Regions from separate parts of the Mus musculus genome. Here region 2 is linked to region 1. A link is a loop called in an ENCODE intact Hi-C map of the cell type or tissue named here. Cell type or tissue: heart. All regions are shown on one strand.

Region 1 (2,500 bases):
CTCTGCCTCCCCACCTCCTTCCCACTGCCCCACGGCCCGGTCCTCACCTTATTCTGCCGTGTGACTCCAGTCTCCACTTCTGGCCTGTCTTTGTCTCTGGAGCTCCAGGAGCCTGCCAGGGTCCTCTTTCCAAACAGCTGCTCGGCCCAGAACATTGCCTGAGCGAGCTGCCTTCCCGACTGCCCTACAGCCTTCAGGCTAAAGTCCAAATTCCTAAGCAGAGCACCTCCCTGGAGGCTCGGCAGCCGTCCCCTCCTTCCTGCCCGGTGTCCTTTAGTTATCACTCACAACCAACCAAGACTTCAGAAAGCACCGTCCAACCAACAAGGACTGGAACACACTGTTTTGAGCCTGCAAAAACCCCCGTGTCTTTCAGTGTCTAGTGCTGTCTCACCACAATCTTCCCAACTTGACATTCCAGGGGCTAAAGCGGGAGGATTTGAAGTTCAAGGCCGGCTTGGGCCAAATAACAAGTTAAGACCTTGTGGCAATAAACAGAAACAAAACCAAACCCCTTCCTTTTTAAAATCCTGTCGCAAAGAGTGGGGGACCATGGTTCAGAGCAGAGTATAGGCCTGGTATAAGTGAGGCCCTGGGCTCTGTCCTCAGCACCATAAAAGCAAGTCCCAATCTTCACACAGCTGATTACAATCACTTCTATCAGAACAGCTCATTTATGCCGTACTTGTGTGGTCTTCATTGCTTTTCTTTCTTAGGGGAGGGTGACTTTCTATAACCCTCACCTCATACTCTCAATTTTCTCTGGCACCATGCAAAGCAAAAGTTATCTGATCATTGCTTCTACTAAGTTTTTCTGTATTTGTTATTTTGGTTTGACGAGACGGTCTCACACTGAAGCTCAAACTGGACCAAAACTGTGTAGCCTAGGCTGGCCACCAGCTCACCATAATCCTTTTGCCTCAGCCTCCTGAGTGCCGGCTGGAATTGAAGGTGTAAGTCACCATGATAGGCTATTTTAAAATTTTTGTTTTGCACTGGGAAGTGGTGGCTATAGGCAGATCTCTGTGAGTTTGAGGCCAGCCTGGTTTACAGAGCTAGTTCCAGGAGAGCCGGACTTATACAGAGAACCCTGTGGTGAAAAAAAAAAAAAGAAAAAGAAAAAGAAAGAAAGGAGAGAAAAGAGAAAGAAAATTGTTTTCCTGTCGTCGTCCCGTCCCCCCCCCACACACACACACACTTCTTTTTTAGACAGTTCTGCAAGGCCAGGAGAGGGGAAGCCTGAAGAAGCAACCACAGTGCTCCTTCATGGCAAACCCCACTCTTACTTCAGATCTCTGCTCCTTCCTGGATGGTGTGATGATGTTGGAACAGATTACTGGGAGAGATATATGAGGCTTTTAATTACTAATTTCCTCGTTTTTGAAACAAAATTTTTGTAACCTTGACTGGGTCCCGTTGTCTCCAGCCTAGGCTTCCACACGCCTAGGGTCTCTGGGAATGACAACCGTGATCTTGGCGCCACCTAGTGGCCGTTTTGAGGAAGTGGTCGCGGAGGAAGGGAGGGGGGGAACCCACCAGCTCAGTTGCCAGCCAGGGAGGGAACCAGAAATTAGGACAGGTCTACAACGGACAAGGCAATTCTTGTGTTTTCAATTAGCCTCTCTGTCTGTCTTCCTCCCTTCAGGGTCCCACTGTGTGGCTGAGGATGAATGACCCCAAACTTCTGATGCTCTCCCCTCCCCTTCCGGATTGCTGGGATCGCAGGTCTGCACCACCAGGCTTAGTCTCCCGCCTTTTTGTATCTTTTTGAGACAGGGTCTCACAAAGTTTCCCAGACAAGCTTTGAAGCTGCCATCCTCCTGCCTCCGCAAATAATGACGACTTACAGATCTACCGTTTTCTGTCTTACCTCACTGGGATCTCATGAAAGCCAAGTGCGTTTAGAGTGACAGGAACCACATCGCATGCTGTTGAAATGAGGTCACTTTACGCAGTTGTTTCACTGTCCAAACTAACTAATGCCACTTTGTACTGACAGGCATGGGTGCACAGAAATGACAGGGGAGAGGCACAGCCAGTGAATGTCGTCTCCAGACACCTCCTCGGCACAAATACAACCAACCCGAAATTGACTGACATGAGAAACCACACGAGGAAAGTGGTCAGCCTCACTATGGCACGAGTTTGGAGCCAGCTCTGAAGAAAGGGGCTGGGTCTCTGGGTACAGGTGTGTCAGAAACTGGTGCCAGAACACCCTGAGTTATGGGCCACGGACTTCTGAGGCAGGCCTGTACCTGATTTTTGTATTTTATCTTCCATTCAACATATGCCCCGACCTGTAAATTCAAGAGCCGGGCCTCTCCTGCGGCTCATACAGTTACATAAAGGATAACATGTTCTACTTAGATCAGCTCCATTTTATCTGATAAATCAAGAAAGAGTTTGAAAACACAATGTTTTGTTGGGTTCTGTGGTGCTGGATCAAACCTGGGGCCTCAAACACTCTAGGCAGGGGCTCCACCCCTCAGATACCCAGAGT
Region 2 (2,500 bases), 200 kb before region 1:
AAAGTGACTCCACAAAGGTTCGAAGTGGAGGGGAAGTCCCTTGTTTGTGCTTGATCCCTTCCATGGGTTGCCATGGTGATCCAGCCTCACTGTGCCCCGCCCATGAGGCGGAGCTTGCTCCCTTCCCTGCCTCTTTTGTTCTCAAGGCCATTTGGGGAGAGTCAGTGCAAGACAAATGGCTCTGTCCTGTCCTGGACCCTGTGCTGACAGTGGTGGCCCACTGAGAAGGCAAGAGCCCTTCCTAGTTAGCTGTGTGACCACATGAAGTTGTTGGCTATCTCTGGGCTTCAGATCTAAAACGTCACAAAATGGAGATCGGATGGAAGTCTCAAGTGATTTGTAAGCTTCAAGTTAAAGAGAGGAATCTGTCTGGAAGAAGAGAGATTTGGGTTAAAGGTTGAATGGACAGTGTCAGGGACAGCAGAGAGCAGAAGGGAAGAGATGCTGGCCTTCTGCTGGCAGTTTGATGCAGGGAAACCCATGCCTCCATGGAGGGAGCACGCTCTCCCCTACAACTTTCCTGTTCTCCGTGCAGTGCTCTGGCACCGGATAAGGACCGTGGCCTCTGAAATTGACCTTCCCTTCTGCGTGTTTCAATGCTCCTCATGCTTGGGTGTATGGGACTGGCTCTCACTTGAAGGGCCCAGGGTGACCAGAATGAGACTGGTCCAGAAAGGAGACAGCAAGATCCTGCTTGAGCCACCCAGTGCTCAGTTTAACCTCTGCCTCTTCTAGGAAGCCCTCCTAGTTTTCCCCCCAAATTCAGATTGCCTTTGCTCCCTAGGTTTCCAGCCTTCCCTTTGCCTAATGGTGGAAGATGAGTGTCTGTCACTGTGGTCTGACACAATTCCCTACAGTCTGAGGGATGGTAGTCGGGGGTATGTCAGCACCCACTTGGCCACTGGGCCAGCTGGGAGGGCCAACAACGGAGGACATCGCCAGCGGTGGTATAGTTCATGTGGGTGTAGTGTAAAGAAGCACCCAGCTAATAGTGACCCATGGAGTCAGTATGGAGAGATGGAGCTGACCCTCAGGGCGGGAGCACATAGACTAAACCACACCTCTCTGCCACCAGCTTCTCAGGTCCTGGTGGCTGGCTCCCCCTAGTGGTCATGACAGGAAACATCCTTCCCTCCAGCACTTTTTATCACGTTCACCCTGCTGCTTTCCTGCTTCCGCCTCTGTACTAGGCTCTGTTTCCTGAATGAGGAGGGACTGTGCCAGTTGATGGCGTGTGGATAAAAGATTCAGGCAGTGGGGCAAGGGGTGGGGTTATCAAATGTCATTGTGACTGGTCCCAGGAGCAAGGTTCCTGTAACTACCTAGGCCTTAGGGACTGTGACACTTGGTTCCCAGGAAAAACTCAGATAGCCCGTTCATTTCCCTGCATCTCCTCCAGGCCTGGCAGATGCAGGATAGTGTTCAGGTGGATCTAGACAAGGCCCCTCGTGGCCCCTGGGCTCCTCTGTGAGCCACTTACACCTTGTGGCAGAGCAGCAAAAGGCAGAGCGTGTGGCCATGTCTATTTATAGCCTCTTGATGCTCTGGAGAGAAGCCTGACCATTACTTTGTGACCTTTAGCTCACTCCCATCCATATACAGGCCTCCCGCTGTGGCGCTGGCCCCTCCCCCATTCCCCTGTCCCCGTCCCCACCCCGGTCATAATGTTCTCACTCTCTTCCAGGTAGGAGTATAATGGCTGTCCAGGTGCTGCGGCAGATGGTCTACTTCCTACTGAGTCTGTTTTCTCTGGTGCAAGGTAGGCTTTCTTGGGGCCCAGGGTTTGTGGTGACTTTGTCTAATGCCTCCATGTCTGTGTGAGGGCTCTCTGTGTAAAGGATGGGTCTGCAAAGCAGCCCTGAGGGCACCTTGGGGGAAAACAGGCATCTCTTCCTTCTTAGATGCGGCTCCACAGAGCGAAACTTGGGATGGGTGCAGTCCTCTCTTCCTTTGCAGGGAGTGTCCTTGGACAGTGCACACGTGTGTGTGCCACAGTCTAATACAATCATGGTCTCATTAATTAAATAATTTGCATTAAACTTTGGCTTTTGACTTTGAAACAAAATCGCCCCCCCCCCCCCCCCCCCCCCCCGCTCCCCTGCAAGACAGGCTTTCTCTGTGTAGCCCCGGCTGTCCTAGAACTCACTCTATAGACCAGGCTGGCCTCGAACTCAGAAATCTACCTGCCTCTGCCTCCCAAGTGGTGGGATTAAAGGTGCACCACTGCCTGGTCTGAAACAAATTTTTTATCTTCACTTTTATCTATTTATTTATTTATTTATCTATCTATTTATCTATCTATTTATTTATTTGTTGGAAACCAGTAAGGTCTAGCAAGATAGATACATTGTTATACATTGTTGTAGACTGATAGATACATTGTTGTAGACCAATAGATACATTGTTGCAGACCCTTGAAATCTAGAGCCTTAGAATGTGTGTGAGTCCCAGGTCCTAGCCCCTGGCTGGTCCTGTTTATAGCCTCTGCCTCCTCAGGTGC

The links. Hi-C counts contacts between places; a loop is a spot of excess contacts. Peaks named below come from ENCODE experiments on the same cell type or tissue, not always from the same donor. Only the 100,000 strongest peaks of a DNase experiment are listed, where the experiment ranks them.
Region 2: a loop joins it to region 1, with 13 times the contacts of the local background. A loop is called at or near these places in 4 of 42 quality-filtered maps.

What each region holds. Positions count from the first base shown.
Region 1 is chr8:95,202,646-95,205,145 of GRCm38, forward strand. It overlaps Gm31277 (a long non-coding RNA gene), which reads left to right. Exons shown (of 3, transcript XR_387940.3): 2 at 1,646-1,895; 3 at 2,000-2,366. It also overlaps a transcript of Kifc3 not described here. Among named protein-coding and RNA genes, the nearest start is that of Gm31277, 2.7 kb to the left of the region's middle. In heart, a CTCF peak has its summit at 1,494 (motif pointing left); DNase peaks (open chromatin) are centred at 206 and 1,486; H3K27ac peaks cover 421 bases.
Region 2 is chr8:95,000,755-95,003,254 of GRCm38, forward strand. Adgrg1 (adhesion G protein-coupled receptor G1) reads left to right here. Exons shown (of 14, transcript NM_001198894.1): 2 at 1,685-1,759; 3 at 2,497-2,500. The coding sequence starts at 1,696. Among named protein-coding and RNA genes, the nearest start is that of Adgrg3, 16 kb to the right of the region's middle. In heart, CTCF peaks have their summits at 1,112 (motif pointing left) and 1,313; DNase peaks (open chromatin) are centred at 97 and 1,137; H3K4me3 peaks cover 778 bases; H3K27ac peaks cover 2,027 bases.